Regions from separate parts of the Homo sapiens genome. Here all the other regions are linked to region 3. Evidence: chromatin contacts called from ENCODE Hi-C or POLR2A ChIA-PET data. All regions are on one chromosome and are shown on one strand. The core of a region is the stretch at or near the end of the contact, and the rest is flanking DNA. Distances in the headings are between cores, read along the strand shown.

Region 1 (4,492 bases), core at 1,897-4,396, 2.0 Mb after region 3:
ACACAGTCTGGCTCAGGTTCGGTGGTTTCCATTTCCATAATGTGGATTAGCTCCAACTGCTCCTCAGAGTCTAAAAATCCTACGAGGAAAGGAAGGAAGATGATCATTTACAAACTGACAGCAACTGGATTTCATTCATTCATTAAAATGTTTTGTTTTTGTCCTGACTGATTCCCTGAAACCATTCCTCTTATACTATATTTAGTTTTTACAAGTCAATTTTAAATTTTATCGAGAAATTAAGGCTCCAAAGCACCCAAGGCTATTCAAAAGCACACAGCAGGTAAAAGTAGAAGAGTCTTTCAACAGGCCATTGGCATGCATTTGTGGACTGAATACATAAGAGTTTGCAATTCTGCTAGGTTAAGAATTTCTACTATAAGGTTAGAGTGGGGTGGGAAATGGGAGGTAGAAATAACTGTATCTAGATGATGACAGCAGGGAAACCACATTTCCACTCAGCTTTGCGGTTCTCTTTATAGTTGTTTATGTATCACCTATCTCATGAGTTGACAAAAAGTTTCTTTAAAAGTTCATCAAATGAAAGATAAACTTCAAACTTAAAACAGTGAGTCAATTTAAGGGTATAAGAACATACACAAGTAACAGGGGCTCTCAATTGAAATGTTCTATGGGAGAAAGCCAGGAGTCTGTTAAGCATTTCTATATTCAGAAAGCTCTAATATACTATCCAAGAATGTTAAGAGTCTACTTTTACAACCCCCAAAAACATTACCGCTTCTGATGGAATACAAGGGTGTGTTTAGTAACAGAAGCCCCATTAGCAACAACCACTGCACGATGTGTCAGAAGACAAGCACAACTTGGTAACACAGAAAAAGCCTCCTAGTTCTTGCCTTCAGAAAAGTTACATACATACATTTTTAAAGAGCAAATGAAGGCATACTATAGAAAAATAAAAAAAAAATATAAAACACACACCAAATTTCAGATTCCTAATCAACTACTGAAAGAGACGAAAAAGTCCTTTCTTCCAAGAATCAGACCCCTTGAAAAAAACTGAAATTTGAAAACATTTACTGAGATTGTGCCAGGTGAGAAAGGAATGGTGATGAGCAATTAATCCTCTTCTCTCTTGTCCAATAAACTGAAAGAGATCTGTGACGCAAGGTCCCATGACTTAATCAAATATGCATCCTAGGTGCCCAATAAAGTGCCTAGCTACCACAATGCACACAGCTGGTGTTCCATATATATTTTGTTGGCTGAATTAGTTAAGAAAAGCACATATTAAATGCTTAGTTCTTTGTTGTTTGTGGGTCAACAACAAAAGGTAAAACTGAGTGTCCCCAAAAGTGAATATTAAAAATTTAATTGGAGAGTCATAAATCTATGTGTAAGAAGTCCATCAAATTCAGAAAAGTAAAATACAAAGCAGTTTATAACGAAGTATTAAATTTACATGATAAGTACAAAAGGAAAAGGCAGAAAAAGGAGAGTTCACTGTAAGCTGGCATTGTTAGGGAAAGCTTCACGAAGAAGGAGGGATCTGACATGAGACATAAATCAACTGGAAAGGAGCCAAGCCAGGCGTTATTATTCATCATTTGGTGTTATTGCCTCAAGGCACAATTGGCACAGATTGTGGTATTCCCTCTCCACCATACCAAACCGGCCTGTGCTTTCCCCACGCGCACACTCTCTAACCACTCCTATCAAACCCAATCAAGGTAAAATAGACACTAAATCGATTTTATTTATATGTGTGTCTGCGCGTACACACGCAAGCGCGCGCGCGCAACTTTTCCTATTATTGCCCTTTCATCAAACTCGGAAACAAAACTGGGAGGAAGAAGCAGAGAACTGGAGAAGTGGCTGGAGGGGGAAAGCCACTAGAACCTAGCTCCTCAATTAGTTTTCATAACAGAAAAATAAAGATGAGAAGAACACATCCTCCGGTCTCCAGCGGCAGGCGACACACCGCGACACCCCTCACCTCGTGACGCTGGGGTTCTGCGGCACTCCCGGCCAAAAGCACTTTCCGAAAAAACTGCCGCTCCAAAGCCTGCCCGCCCGCCGCCGCGCGACACCCCGGCGCCGAGCCCGGGTCCGAGTGACGCCTCCTGTTGGCCGCGGCGGTTTGCTCAGCTCCTGGTCCCGGGCCGCGCCAACTCCGCGCAGTGCAGCTGAGGCGCCGCCCGGCTCTGCAATTCCGGGTGTTCCCGGGCGTCCCCGCCCCCGCCTTCCCCTCAGCAGGCGCCTGGGCGCCCCCCAACTCCTGTCCAGCCTCCTTCGGACCAACGACCCGCCCCGGCCTCCCTGCATCCCAGAGACTACTCGCGGCGCCTTCTCTCTCTAATTCTTCTTTACCCCCTCAGCTCACCTCCCGAGGAGCGTCCAACGGGTCTTGGGGGCTCGCAGAACTGAGCCGCGAAGCGCGGGGGAAAGGCGGCGAGCGCTTCCCGCGGCGGCGGGGAGGAAGACGAAGACTTGTGCGCTCTCAAAGTTAATGTGAAAACATCTTCCAAACTTCTGGGCTGCAGCCCGAAACGCGGGGTAGCCGGAAGGCTCCCGTAGCTGCCGTGCCCTCCCCCCCGGGGTCTGGGAAGGGCTCCTAGGCGCCTCAGAGCACCCGGGGTCGGCCCGCGGGGGAGGCCGCATAGACGCGCCCCCACCCTGACGAACGGGGAAGGGGCAGGCGCCTGCGACCCCAACTAAATCCTTCGGCGCCTCGGTCTGATGTATACACCTGCCACAGGCTCTAAGTGCCTAAGAAGTGTAAACCAATTCCATCTTCATGCTGACGGGACCCGAGTGAATTCGGTACAAAGGGCAGTCTCAAAATCAATCACCCCGATCCGCGAGAGCCCCGCACACTGCCGGCGCGGGGCCGGGGCCGGGGCCGGAGCCGCGAGGCCGGCGCTCGCACTCCCCGCTAGGGTTCTTCAGCCCCTCAGTGCCCTCCCGGAGCCCTTTACCTGAACGGGAGCCTGAGAGAACGGACGACAGGAGCCGAGTGGAAAGCAGTGCCCGCGCCGGAGATCAGCGCCGAGGGCGGGAGCCGACGTCTAGGGACCACAGAGCCGCGACGCGGCGAGCCGCGCACGGGCCATTCCGCCGCCGCGAACGCAGAAAGCCTCGACCGCGCTCCGAGTCCAGCCAGCTCGCCTGTCACCTCGATCTCTGCTTTAAGTGGCTTCCGGTCGCCTCCTCCCGACGGCCCGTCGCGGAGGCGGAGCCTGGGCGGCCGGAGTTCGGTGGGGTGGGGTGAGGAGGCCGGGCGCTCAGTGGGTGTCGGGAAGAAGACCCGCCCCCTGCGCGCGCGTGCGCGTTCGTTCGAGGGGAGGCGCGCGAGTTCTGTGCGGTGGACTTATGCTCCCGCGAGGGGGCGTGTCCTTTCTCGCGTCCGCAGTGTCCCTGAGGGTCCGCGTCTACACGCGGCTGTGAGGAAGGAAGGCGCGTGCCGCGTGGGACGGGCTCCACCTGCCTGCGGACAGATGGAGGGTCACTTTGTTCCGAGAAGACCCAGACACCCGAGGGAGGATGTGAAACGGAACGACCCGTTTCGGTGCGGTTGGCTTTGTTTATTTGCCTACTCCCCAGACGCCTCCAGCCTCTGATTCCGGCACACCCTGTGAGGAAGCAAACGGCTGCCTCCCCCACTGCCACCAGACGAGGTCGCCTGCCCCGAGCCGGACAGGCTGGACAGGCTGCGCACCTGCGGCGGCCGACTATTTCGTGGGCCTTGTACGCCACCTTGCAGAAGGGAAGCTGTGAGGTTTTGGCGATAGAAGCGCATTTACTTGTGTTTTAAAGCCCACAAACGCCGTAGTGACTAACTTATTCATTCAGCAAATGTCTGTCAGAGCGTCTATTACGTACCAGGCATGTAGCCTGAACTTCACGCCTGTCCTCATGGAGCTTGCAGAGCACCTCTGAAATACACACCACATACGGAATGGCCATATTTTCTGGGTTGTAAAATACTTTGAATTGTAACTCCATATATTGAATAGATTTTCAGTAGTGAGGGAAGAAACAATACATTTAGTTCATATAATCCATATGTACGAAAAAGAAGTGCTGGTAATTCCAGACATGGAAGTCAGTAAAACTAGGAGCTAAGAGGTAATAATCATAGACATTATGATTCTAAGCCTTTGTTAAACGGTTCTAAACCAGACTGGGTAAGCGCACCAGCAATGAATAGATTAAGGGTGTTATCTCCTTAGCAGCTTATTTCAAATTGCATCAAGGCAGGGCCATTAAACTAAGGTGAGAATGATATGGGCGGAATTCAGAGGACAATAGGTAAAAGATGAAAATCTTTACATTTAAAATCTTATTGAGACAAGATCTTGGTCAGTGTCTACTCATACATAGAATTGCCTAGAAGCTAATATTTGAGTTTACCATATTACTGTTGGCTTTCTATTTTTCTCATTTGTTCTGTTTCTTTTCTGTCCTTTTGTGCCTTCTTGTAGATTATTAATTCCACTCCCTTGTAACAATTAGGTTGTTATACATTCTT
Region 2 (4,149 bases), core at 877-3,376, 1.6 Mb after region 3:
GCTATTGCCTTGCTACAAAATTTATTTTTGAATGCCAGAAGCTGAGTGTTATGTTTTCTTTCTCTTTGCATACTTTCTGGAAAGAACTTTCATTTCTTCCTAGGCAGATAAATGCCTAGAGTAGACTAAGTTCATATGCTTTGAAAGGCAAAAGAGAAAACTACATTGATAATTTCAAAACATTATGCCTATCATACATGACAACACCTTTAAAGCACCTGAAATCTAACTGGGCCTAAAGCCAGTCTACCCAGTTTTTAGCAAACCCATGGATCCCGTGGTTAGAGCTGGGTTTCAGTCACTTGCTACCCATAGTCCTGACTGACATGGTAATAACAGTATCCATTTCACATTATTTGAATAGCACTGGGCACAGCTCCACATGCAAATGGGTCTGATTAAATGCATTTGATGGTAAGATTACTGCCAGGGTTAGATCCTGACACAGATAAACCTTGCTTAAAGAGCTCCCCAAGTCCATTTCTAAACCTCCCATGTACGTTTCTTCCTTTCCAGTGGTAGAAAAAAAATAACCAAGGAAGAGGATCCCTTCCTTTGGGTTATCTGGGGCCAGAATCCCCTCTTCTGTCACTCACCCTGTGGTGGTGCTGGGGGTTGTACTGAGACTCCAAGTTATTTCTCCTTGCTGACCCCTCCTGCTTCCCCTTTCCTATAAGCTCGTTCCAGTTTCCCATAGTTGCAAAAACAAAACACAACAAATAAAACAAAACGACAATGAATAAAGGAAACTCTCCCTGCCTCCCCTTTTAGCTGTAACTTCCCCCTCCCTGCCTAACCAACTCTCTTGAAGCAGTGGTTTATACCCACTACCCCTGCCTCTTCTCTTCTTTGACTCCATTTTGCTTCTAACCTAGTGTGATTTTGTTTCTGCCCTCACATCCCCACTAAAACCAATGTCTCACAAGTAATCAATGACTTCCTCATTGTCAAATACAACAGACATATTCCGGTGCTCATTTGCTTCACATCTCGGTGGCATTTCCCACTCCTGACTACGTCTTCAACCTGGAGAGTCTTGATGTGAACTGCTTGATGCCACTTTTTTCTGGTTTTCTTTCCATTTCTCCATCTGTTCCTCAGGATCTCTTATTTGATCCTTAGGATCTGGTATCTGTCAGGTTTGGGTTTCATGCTTTCATAGTCTTTTCATTCTGCCTGCTCTTCTGGGCCATCCCAGCCCTGCCTTGGCTTCAGTGACCATCTTTAAGTTGACTGTTCCCCAGTGGGCACCTCCAGGCCTCTCTCCTGTGCTTGGAACTCATGTTCCTAACTCTTCCTGGAGGTCTCCACCTGGATGTCCTACAGCCACCTCAAACCCATGTTCAAAACATGCCATCTTCCTCTCAGGTCCATTTCTGTTCCTCTACTTGCAATCACAGTAAATGGTATCAACATCCATGAAGCTGCACAAAGAACCCGAGAATCCTCCCGGATTTCTATTTCCTTTCCCCTTTCCCTGCCTACTGAGGCAGAACCTTGTACCTGGCAGTATATCAGATATCCACCCAGAGTAGTGTGTATGAGTGGATGAATGAACTATGGTGCTACAGAACACCATGGCTCCAACTTGAGTCTGAAACTTGATGTCATTTTGCCTTTCACAGTTTTTCACTGCTTCTTCTTTAATATGAGGGAGTCCACCTAGATGATCTTCAGCTCTGAGATCTATGATCCACACTACTCCAATGTGACACCTTAGTCACTTATCCACTTAACTCCATTCCTTTTTCTTGTGCCTATCACACCTAGGTAAAGGGGAGGGGAACCCCTATGATAAAATGGGACTTAAAACTTAAATTATGCCAGATTACAGAACATATTTTCCCTGGTAAGAGGTCCCAATGTCTCTCTGCAGCCACCTACCTTGAGTCACCGTGAGAACTGGAAAGGGAAACAGGAAGAGTGCATGGGAAGGGCGGGAGAAGCTGAAGGAGAGATTAACAGAAGCCATTTCCTCCTTTCCCTGTCATGCCAGATCCTCTGTCTGTGTGAGTCTCCCCAAGCGCTGCACACGGGAAAGCACCTTCCCTCTTGTTCCTCATGACTTCTGTCTGGAAACGAGTACCGTGACTGTCTCCTGAACGCCTACGTGCCTAGCACTTTCTACTTCTCAAAACATTGCACGAATATTTATTTGAGAGCCTTCCATGCGCAGGCACTGTGCTAAACAATGTGCACCTTATCTCATTTAAATCCCACGACCCTAGCCTATTTTTATCTCCGTTTTGCAGACCAGAAAGCTAGGGCATGGAGCGGTTAACTGCTTCACTAAGGCCATCCAACTAGTAGTGTGGTTCTGGAAATCATCATATCAAACCCAGGTCTGTCTGATTCTATGCCCAAATCCAGGGCAGCCGTGGCTACACTGCTTCTGACGTATTCGTGGTTATCTTTCGCTGCCACTCAAGACACTGAGTACACAGTATCTAGGCTTTTGATAAGTGCTCATTGAAGAAGTGCTTAAACCATGTCAATACGAGCTGGATCTGGTCCCAGCTGCCAGAAGCCAGAAATGCAGCTTTGGGCCTTTCCCATCACCTCTTTGGGCCTCAATTTCCTCATCTGTAAACGGGAGGCATTATGCAAATGCCCTCGAAGGAGGCTGTGCCTTTAACATTCTGTGGCTCTGTTCTCATGGCGCAGTGTCCCCAACGTGCTGCCAAGAAACTGCACTGACGGCAGGACCCAGCAGCTCAGCTCTCCTACGCGGCCCCAGCGGCACGGCTGACGCATGCGCCCTCGCCCTCCATCCTCCGCCCTCGCGCCCCTTGCCTGGCGCGGAGGCAGCTCTTTTCTGCGCACGCGCAGGCCCTCGCCGCCGCCTGACCGCTGGATTGCCTCGCTCCAGGAGGGCGCGGCTGCCTCCCCCGACGCTGGGGAAATCAGTGCTCTCGACAGGGATAGGGGTCTGCCTGCCAGGAGCCATTCGGGGCCCACGGGGGAGCCGCCTGGCCCTCGTTAGGCAAGGTCCCTGGGAAAGCTGCCCCCCACAGGAGAGCGTGTTCCCGCCCGCGCGCTGGACGTGCCGGGGAGCACAGAGAGGCTCTTCCCGCTCGCAGCACAGATGGAAACGCTCTCGCTCTGCGGCCTGGGCTGGGAGGCAGGGGAGGGCCCCAGAGCCCTGCCAGCCCGCAAAGCTGGGAGGATTTTCCTCTCAAAAACGATACCGCTGATTAAACTGAAAACTTCTAAGGTCACGGAGGACGTTTATCCGGGCTGGGGCGGGGAATGGGAGGGCTGGAGGCGTCACCTGATGTTATAAGCTACTAAAAGGCAGCGGACTCTGGCCGGGAGGCAGGCGCTTCATTGCAGCTTAGGGATGAATACATAAACCTGGGCGGCTATTTTTACACTGGCTGAAACAGAGAGCGTGTGTGTGGCAGGGGAGAGGACGCAAGCAGCCCTCCCCCATTCATCCCCTGATCTTCCCCTTCCATCTGGAGAGTTACTCCTCAGAACCGAAGCATTTTTATTTTTATTTTTTGAAATCAGGGAAGGGAAAAGGAATGCAGATCAAAACGTTTCCTAAATGGTAAAAATAAATGAGATAGCAGCATTCTGAATTCTCACGCCTTGGTACTCTCAGTCCTTCCTCCCCTTGTGTGCAGTCTTTTGAAGTCCAAGGTTGTCGGTCTGAGTTTGTCTTTTCCTGCTCAGGAAACATGGAATGGCTTCTGCAAGGTTTGGGCCTGCAGAGAGCTGGAGGAGACAGAGAAAAGAGGAGACTTTTTGCCAAAAATGCATTCTCGATCCCGGCGTGTGCCTGTGCACTGTTGAGTGTGACTTTGTTCTGTTAGGACTTAAAAGAAAGCTCTGCTTCTTTAAATAGGAATTTTCAGACCATGATAAGCACTGAGAAAGCAGAAGATTGTCCAGGAAGGGTGATTGCTTTGAATTTTCACCTGATTTAGACCCACTGAAGCCATTGCCTGTGCTTTCTTGTCAGAATAAATTTGGAGCTGAACTCACCATACCCAAGAGGGAGGCGTGCTCGGGGTAGGGCTGTGAGCTGTATGGGGAATTCTTGCTGACATCAAATCGTTTCAGATCACTCAATTTACTTTGATTTCGTTCAACGTCATTTCATTTTCTTTCCAAGTCCTCTAAGAAGTCTGGAAAAGGAGACAC
Region 3 (4,185 bases), core at 667-3,166:
GGTCCTAAGTTAGTCTTCTTTAATAGGAATTCAGTGTTACACTTTTGAGTATTTGACAATCAAAAACTAATTGGGTCACAGTAAGAGAAAGAACCAAATGTGCTTTTGCCAAAGAAGCTGCAATAAAACCAAGAATCCAACTCACCAGGAGTATCTATAATGTTAATATTGACATCTTTCCACATGGTGTAAGTGGCTGCTGACTGAATAGTGATTCCTCTTTGTCTCTCTAGTTCCATGGAATCCATGACAGCACCAACTCCATCTTTACCTTTCACCTAAACACAAGCACAGCAATTCAGACTTTCTCTGTCCCTGCATTCCAAGAAGGAAAGAAATCTTAACTGAAATGGAAACAGTTGCCAGGTGCAGTGGCTCATGCCTATAATCCCAGCACTGTGGGAGACTGAGGCAGGATGATAATTTGAGCCCAAGAGTTTGAGACCAGCCTGAGCAACAAAGTGAGACCTCTTCTATAAAAAATAAAAATAAAACCAGAACACAGATACTTAACTTAAGCAACTTTCAGATAAGCCTAACTGTCAAAAGTCCGCTGTTACCATTGTTTTAATCTTTCAGGTTTATAAGCTTTATTAAATAATAGCAACAAAACAATTAAAATCTGGTTCTAATTAATCCGGAATCAACCGTGAATATATACCTCATGCATCTTTGCAATTCTGCCAGTGTAGTAAAGGACTCGTTCTGTTAATGTAGTTTTCCCAGAATCAATGTGAGCTGAGATTCCAATATTTCGTATTTTTTCATTAGGAATCACCCCTGATGAAGACCATCGGCAGGCCTTCCAATTAACCTGAAAAAAATACGAGAGCTCAATTCTATGCACCTTTTATAAGAGAGAACAACAGACAATTAAAAGGAGTATGGTGGACATTATTCCTCCAAGAAATCTCACTGGATATGAGATAGCTTGAGAAAGGCACCAGGGGAAACCTTTAAGCCTGGAACTCTTGTAATCAGAGGACAGACTTCAAAACAAGACAGTAAAGACGTATTCTTTTAAAATTAATTAATGAATAAGTTAAATTTAATTAAAATGGGAGACACTTTTTACTGCAGATTTGAAAATACACACTGGGGCAGATAAAATCACAAAGACAGCTCCAAAAAATACTTTAATAGAAAATACAAATTTTAGCTTAAATTTAACTTAATTTTTTTCCCTTTCTCCTTTATTGTAGTTCACAGATGACAAATATGTTTGAGAACTTATATGCTCTATGCAGTGATGCTAGTAGCTCCAAGACAGCCCCCAAAGATTTCCAATTCCCTCCAAACAAAAACAATTCATGAAGCTTGTTTTAACTTTACTCTGGTGGCAGGGGATGGGGATCCCTATTAGATGGAATGAAGATACAATATAAACCTTTCCCTATAGGACTGCACATCCAAAATGCACAATTATTCACGGGAAAAGAGAGGCAAAAAAAAAAAAAAAAAACCTTAGAAAAGGTGGATAAAATATCAAAGTATCTGAGTGACAGACACTTTTAGTTGATTAAACCCTAGGGATACCAGAGAGCGAAACAAACGAGCTAACGAGCTAATGTGCAGGCACCGAGGTGCTTTTCAGCACTGACGAGCGACTGCCAGTATTCGGAGCTGTCAGTCATGAGGACCCAGGGGGTGTCACGGCCTTCCATTGCCCAGAAGGGATCACAAGGTTCCGGGAATGGTCCCGATTTAGCCTCTCTATGCTCCGGTACCTGCTTCCTCTGCCAGCCTAGGGAGGCGGGGGCCCTTCCGCGCCCCAGAGCCGCGACGGCTGCAGCTCCCAGGAGTCTCATGGCAAGCGCAGAGCACGCGTCAAAGTCCCGTGGCGCCGGGTGGGTTCAGCTGCCGGTAACGCACCGGGAAGCGGTCAAAGTCACGCCGGCAGCCAATGTTGTAAGAGCACTTCCGGGGCAAAGGACGCGAGGAAAAAGAGAGTGAGGAAAAGAAAGAAGAGCAACTGGATTGGAGGCGGAGCAGTGCCTACGCTGCTCGCGCGCCGTCTGCCGACTTGGAAGAGAAAGTGCAATCGCTTTGCGGAGCTAAAGAAGTGTTTGCTCCCAGTAAGACGGCATAGGTATATGGGTGAGGGAAGGGAGTCCTTTTGTCTTCGTCTTCTTTTTTAAATATTACCTCTGTATGAAGATACAGAATTTAAACATGGTTGTTAGGCCTATAAAGCAATGTGGAGAAATGTATATAACAATTTAAGTAGAAAAGAGCAAAATTGTCTATTACAAATATTAATAGGTATATATATGACATGGCCTGAAAAAGAACGTGGACAAATTATAGTGAATGAACTATCAATTACAATTACAAATACTTTTCCTCATGTCAAAATGTTATTTGTTATTGTTCGATGTCAGACATTTCATGTCCTGTCCATGTGGAAGACTGCATCCTTGACCATTCTGCTTGGATGTGTTAAGAGGCATGTTGAACCTAACAGGTCCAAAACTGAGCTTCGGATCTTCTTCCCCAAACCTTCCACAGTCTTATCCATCTCATAAATGTAAACTTTAGTGATTCTAGCCAAAAATATTAGTCGCTTTGACACCATGCTGTGACATCTCCGGTCTAATCAGTCAGCATATCCTGTAAGCTCTACTTTCAAAAAGACATCCAGGGCCGGACGCGGTGGCTCACACCTGTAGTCCCAGCACTTTGGAAGGCCGAGGCGGGCAGATCACGAGGTCATGAGATGGAGACCATCCTGGCTAACACAGTGAAACCCCGTCTCTACTAAAAATACAAAAAAAAATTAGCCGGGCGCGGTGGCGGGCGCCTGTAGTCCCAGCTACTCGGGAGGCTGAGGCAGGAGAATGGTGTGAACCCAGGAGGCGGAGCTTGCAGTGAGCCGAGATCACGCCACTGCACTCCACCCTGGGTGACAGAGCGAGTCTCAAAAAAAAAAAAAAAAAAAGAAAATCCAGAACTTACTTCTCCCCACCTCTCAGTACTGCCGTTTCTGGAGGGAACTATTGTAATAGCCTTGTAACCGATCTCACTGCTTCTATCCTTGCTGTTGTCAGTGGGCCGGTTCAGGTGCTTGACTTCACCACACAAAAGAATTTGAAAGCAAGTACAAAGTAAGAGTAGGCAAAAAAGTTTATTGTAAACCAAAAGTACACTCTGAGAGGCAGAGTGGGCTGCTCAGAAGAGAGACAGACAGCCTTTAGTATCTCTAGGGAATTCCCTTTATGGGTGAGGCAGGAGAACAGGGTCTAGAGACAGGGAACCGAAGGCCCTGCTGACTTCCTAGAGCTGAACCAAAAGGAAAACCCCACCTCTCCATGCCCAAGTAACAAAAGGATCGGAGGCTACTCCCAATGCACTGCATTGCAGATGAAAAAATGGAAAGTACCTCTGACTGGTCCCCTCTGGCAAATAATCAGACTGGTAGCAGGCCAAGTCCTCATGTGTAACTTTGTAACTTCACTTCAGCCTCTGATTGGTCACCTCCTGCAACCAAGCAGGCTGGTTATGGGCCACTCCTTCATTTACATAGGGTGTAACCAATGGGAACGCTCTAGAGGGTATTTAAATCCCAGAAAATTCTGTAACAGGTGCTCTTGAGCTGTGGAGTGTACTTTTGTTTCAACACATCTGTGCCTTCATTGCTCCATTCTTTCATTGCTTTGCTTATGTGTTTTGTCCAATTCTTTGTTCAAACGCCAAGAACCTGTATGACTCATAGTCAAGACCCTTCACTGGTAACATGGGAGCTGTACATATATATTCATAAAATACTGGTAAGGTCAAGTATGCAAAGGTGGACCTGTGGTTGGCACAGGTACTTGGCATCTACATGTTCTAACACAGGAGTCCCCAACCTCTGGGCCAGAGACCAGTATCAGTCCATGGCCTGTTAGGAACCAGGCCACACAGTAGGAGGTAAGCAGTGGGCGAGCGAGTGAAGTTTCATCTGTATTTACACCCTCTCCTTATCACTTGTATTACCACCTGAGCTCTGCCTCCTGTCAGATTAGCAGTGGCATTAGATTCTCATGGGAGTGTGAACCCCCTTGTGAACTATCCATTCAAGGGATCTGGGTTACGCACTCCTTATGAGAATCTAATGCCTGATGACCTGAGGTGGAGCTAAGGTGTGGCCGCTAGGGCTGGGGAACAGCTGCAAATACAGATTAACATTAGCAAAGAGGTTTGACT
Region 4 (4,358 bases), core at 865-3,364, 1.1 Mb before region 3:
AAAGGGGAAACCTCTTTCAGTGATTTAAGCATCATGTGATGGCAAAGTAAAATAGTACTTCCTTGGAAGACAGGCAGCTTCTTACACAGGTAAACATACACCTACCACGTGATCAAGCCGTTCTTATTTCTAGTTATTTACCCAAGAGAAATGAAAGTGTATATTCAGGCCCGGCACAGTGGCTCACACCTGTAATCCCAGCACTTTGGGAGGCGAAGGTGGGCGGATTACCTGAGGTCAGGAGTTCAAGATCAGCTTGACCAACATGGTGACACCCCGTCTCTACAAAAATACAAAAATTAGCCAGGCATGATGGTGGCTGCCTGTAATCCCAGCTACTCAGGAGGCTGAGGCAGGAGAATCACTTGAACTGAGCAGGCGGAGGTGGCAGTGAGCCAAGATAGCATCATTGCACTCCAGCCTGGGTGACAAGAGCAAAACTTCACCCCAAAAATAAATAGATAAAGTGTATACATGTGTCCATAACAATGTTATTTGTAATAGCCAAAACCTAGAAACAATGCACATGTATAACAACAGATGAAAATGGTATATCCACAAAATGGAACACTACTCAGCAAGAGTTCAAACGAACCACTGATATATACAATAACATGGATGAATCTCAAAATAATCACTTTCTGAGTTAAAGAAGCCACACAAAAATCCACACATACTGTGATTCCACTTATGTTAATTTTAGAAGGCATAAACTAATCTATAACATAGAAATCAGATCAGTTGGTTGCCTAGGGACAAGATGGTGGTATTACAAAGGAGTGCAAGGATACTTTTGGGGATGCTAAATATGTTCATTATCTTGATGTTCATGATGGTTTCACAGGTGTGTCAAAACACATACATATGCCATACATATGTCAAAACTCATCAAATTGTACATTTTAACTATGTACAGTTGATGTATGTCACTTATACCTTAATAAAGCTATTTTTATTTTATTTTATTTAATTTTTGAGACGAAGCTTCACTCTTGTCACCCAGGCTGGAGTGCAATGGTGTGATCTTGGCTCACTGCAACCTCCGCCTCCTGGGTTTAAGCGATTCTCCTGCCTCAGCCTCCCGAGTAGCTGGGATTACAGGCGCCCGCCACCATGCCCGGCTAATTTTTGTATTTTTAGTAGAGATGGGGTTTCACCACGTTGGCCAGGCTGGTCTCGAACTCCTGACCTCAGGTGATCCGCCTGCCTTGGCCTCCCAAAGTGCTGGGATTACAGGCCTGAGCCACCATGCCTGGCCAATAAAGCTATTTTTAAAGAAAAGCGTCAAAATAGGCTGAGTCTCCAGAGACAGGGAACAGGCTAGACATGGAGGAACACGTCCCATGAAGGACAGGAAGCCTCAGGGACAAACACAGAGAAAAAGATGTGTAATTATATTCCATTTAGGAGGAAGAGTACACTGAGGCAGTGCCCCCCCTCCCACCCCACTTGGCAACAGGTCCACAGAGCCTTTTGAACAGGAGCAAGAGGGCTACAGTGATGCACTAAGGTCCTGGAGAAGCAGAAGAGAGAAAGCCGACTGTTTGTGGCCCGCTCTCATAAGAGGGAAAACTGTCCAGTCCTGTGCACCAGAGTTAGAGTAGGCAAGAAGATAAGAATTTAAGAGAAACATGAACTTCTGCAAGCAGGACTCCTAATCTGACATCAAAGGCACCAACCCCAGAACCTTTCTTTACTCCATCTATGGCCCTTGAATTTATTAAGAGTGTTCACGCACAAGACGGAATACAAGCCCAGGGCAGGACTGTGAGAAGCACACTGACACCAGATGAGCAGGGGCTGCCCATGGAAGGGGCACTTCTGGGAGTAGTTCTGGTTTTTGGGTAGAGCCCCTCACCCTCTCTGCATGTTTCAAGCATTTATTTGTGCCAGGCACAATGCGAACTACTGGGGATATGGCTGTCCCAGGTGATGACATCACAGTGGAGGGCTGGACCAGGTGCTGGAGGTCTGTCTTGAGCCCCCAGCTCTGAGATGGAGCAAGGATCCAGTCACTAGAGTGTTTCCATCAGGACTCCCCAGGCCCTTCCATGCTGTGACACCAAAGATAGTTCCTGACAGCATCCAAGCTCATCATCCTCCACAGATACCAAGAGAGAGATTAGTTTTCTAAACCCATCGCAAAGTGAAGGTCAGTGCTAGGTTTTAAATCCCACCTAAACATTGTGCATTTTTAAATTTGCCTCTCAATCTTATCTGAATTAGGGATAGCTGATTGTCATCCCATTTTTGAGACCTCAGTCATCCTTCTGCGTGCATCACCACAACTAAGAGGAAGGAAAGAGCACTGGATGTGGAGTGAGGAGACATGGATTCTGTCACTACCCTGCTCTGCAGAACCCAATAGTATGTCATTGAAACAAAACAATACAAAACCCTGTCTACAAAAGAAGACTCATAAGTAAGGGGGTTTTGATGATTTCCCAGTTTACTTATGTCCTTAATTCTAAGGAAGTGCAATAAGAGACTTGTCAATAGGAAACCCTTTAAGTTTCAGGGAGGTGGGAGCTCCTTCCTTTCCTTTTATTTCAAATTATTTTAAGCATTAAAAAAGGGGGCGGGGAACTAGTCTGGTGTCACAAGAAAGAACAAAACCCTGTTCATAAGTTTCTCACTGGGTCTGAGGCAAATCACTTAACCTCTCTGGGCTTCAATTTTCTCAACTGTAAAATGGGAGTTGGATTAGGTATGGGTTGTGTTGTTGTCATAAACATTCATTCATTCATTCATTCAATATTTGAGAACCTACTCCATCCCAGGCATGTTCCAGGCAATAGGTTATAGAGTTAAAAAACAGGCAAGAACTCCCGCCTACATTTCAGAGGGACCAAAAATAGAGGACTAAATAAGATAATGTCAGATAGTGACAAGCACTAAGAAAACAATACACCAGGAGTGCTGGAGTTGGGGTGCAGTGCTGTTACTTTACTTTAGGAAGGGTGGTGGGGGACAGCTTCTCTGAGCTGGTGAGAGTTGAACTGAGTCTGGAATGATGAGAAGGAACCAGACACTTGCTTCCAAGCAGAGGTTACAGAAGGGCAAAAGCCCTGAAGTAGGAATAGGCTTACTTGGTGAAGAGAAGCTATCCCCTTTTCATTGTATACCCCATTCCTAGTGGTGTGTATTAATGCCACTTAAATATATTCATACAAGACATTTTAAAGAGGAGTAAAATATCATTGGATTTGAACAGTTCCTTCAAGGCAGGCCTTCTCTTCCACACGGCTCCTTTGTTCTTCTCCGGTTTCTGTCCTCATGGTCATAAATTCCCTTACGTACTCCAGGCAGCACTAAACAGGATTTAAATCAGTGCTTTTCAATCTTTTATAACAGCGACCCATAGTGAGAAGTAAACTTTATGTTGCAACCCACCATACATATAAAACTAAAGTTTTAAAAATTACCAACTTTACTATGACTCCCTGCAATACACTATCATACATTCTATTTTATTTCATTTTTTTAAATGCTAAGGTGATTTCATGGGAAACTTACTGTTTGAAAAACAGTATTCTAAACCAACACTGACTAGTAATTTTGTTCAAACACAAACCAAAACATGAAAAAATCCACCATTAACCTCAAATGCTACCTCCTTCTCCCTTTTTTCTGTATACATCCTTGCTTTGACACAATGAAATCTAAATTTCTCTGTGTAACTTGTAGAGGAAATGACCAGAAGGGGCATTTCCAGGAAAGCTGGAAGTGAAGGAAAGAAACCCAAATATGCAAATATGCAAACTGTTCACTAGGTGAGGATACACCATTGGTTTCAAAGACTGCCCAAGAAGGAAAGATTCATAGTCTTCACAATAACCAGAAGATGCGTTGGGGGTGGGGGTATGAGGTGGTGCTAGGTAAGCCATCAAATTTTAAGTTCCTGGAGGGAAGGCAGTCTGTATCCCTACCCTTCCCTCACCAGAATTTCAGCCCCATGTGGACTGATGTGTAACTACAGCACTCAGAACCATCCCTGGCACACAGCACATACATGGGTGCTCAAAAACAATTTGTTCCACAACTTTTGAATAATGGAGCTCATTGTCACCATCAAACCCTAACTTTGCATGTATACCCAAGTACTAAATTTTCCTGGAATGTATAAATGTCACGCAATAGCAAACTAACCTCCTGCTTATTTCCCACTCATTGTTCAAGCCCAGGTATTAATGAGGTATTTTTCTCAAGCACAAAGTGGGAAAAGGATATTTTCTATTGCAAGGTATAAGAGATAGTATTGACTGTAATGGAAAGATTCCACGTCTGTTAATGGCCATGGTAAACTCCTAAACAGCTGGAATTAAAATGAGTATGCTAATTTATTAAGTAGTTTCCCA

Evidence for each region. Hi-C counts contacts between places; a loop is a spot of excess contacts on that map. ChIA-PET counts read pairs that join two places held with the same protein, here RNA polymerase II (POLR2A). Pooled maps may share reads with other maps.
Region 1: a loop to region 3 is called in a map of B cell, with 18 times the contacts of the local background. The contact joins the promoter of TIPARP here to the promoter of GFM1 in region 3. A Hi-C loop is called at or near these places in 3 of 168 maps with a recorded cell type or tissue (B cell, naive thymus-derived CD4-positive, alpha-beta T cell and natural killer cell) and 4 of 50 pooled maps. POLR2A ChIA-PET finds 5 or more read pairs at or near these places in 1 of 52 experiments (common myeloid progenitor, CD34-positive).
Region 2: a loop to region 3 is called in a pooled map, with 6 times the contacts of the local background. The contact joins the promoter of LINC00881 here to the promoter of GFM1 in region 3. A Hi-C loop is called at or near these places in 2 of 168 maps with a recorded cell type or tissue (Right ventricle myocardium inferior and gastrocnemius medialis) and 7 of 50 pooled maps.
Region 4: a loop to region 3 is called in a pooled map, with 4 times the contacts of the local background. The contact joins the promoter of IQCJ-SCHIP1-AS1 here to the promoter of GFM1 in region 3. A Hi-C loop is called at or near these places in 1 of 168 maps with a recorded cell type or tissue (endothelial cell of umbilical vein) and 6 of 50 pooled maps. POLR2A ChIA-PET finds 5 or more read pairs at or near these places in 2 of 52 experiments (HEK293 and activated T-cell).

Annotation. Positions count from the first base shown.
Region 1 is chr3:156,673,244-156,677,735 of GRCh38, reverse strand. It overlaps TIPARP (TCDD inducible poly(ADP-ribose) polymerase), which reads right to left and starts at 3,146. Exons shown (of 6, transcript NM_015508.5): 1 at 2,940-3,146; 2 at 1-79. The coding sequence starts at 38. It overlaps TIPARP-AS1 (TIPARP antisense RNA 1), which reads left to right and starts at 2,023. Exons shown (of 1, transcript NR_027954.1): 1 at 2,023-4,492. RefSeq lists silencers at 2,061-2,420, 2,791-2,860, 2,891-2,940 and an enhancer at 3,351-3,650.
Region 2 is chr3:157,087,858-157,092,006 of GRCh38, reverse strand. LINC00881 (long intergenic non-protein coding RNA 881) reads right to left here and starts at 2,126. Exons shown (of 3, transcript NR_034008.1): 1 at 1,885-2,126. All of the region lies in intron 3 of LINC00880 (long intergenic non-protein coding RNA 880), which reads left to right. It overlaps LINC02029 (long intergenic non-protein coding RNA 2029), which reads right to left. Exons shown (of 3, transcript NR_135546.1): 2 at 3,991-4,148; 3 at 3,460-3,720. RefSeq lists an enhancer at 1,722-1,821 and a silencer at 2,782-2,831.
Region 3 is chr3:158,642,258-158,646,442 of GRCh38, reverse strand. GFM1 (G elongation factor mitochondrial 1) reads right to left here and starts at 1,916. Exons shown (of 18, transcript NM_024996.7): 1 at 1,728-1,916; 2 at 662-814; 3 at 146-278. The coding sequence starts at 1,808.
Region 4 is chr3:159,766,368-159,770,725 of GRCh38, reverse strand. It overlaps IQCJ-SCHIP1-AS1 (IQCJ-SCHIP1 readthrough antisense RNA 1), which reads left to right and starts at 2,114. Exons shown (of 3, transcript NR_121669.1): 1 at 2,114-2,152; 2 at 2,227-2,422. The region is part of intron 4 of IQCJ-SCHIP1 (IQCJ-SCHIP1 readthrough); the gene reads right to left. All of the region lies in intron 2 of SCHIP1 (schwannomin interacting protein 1), which reads right to left.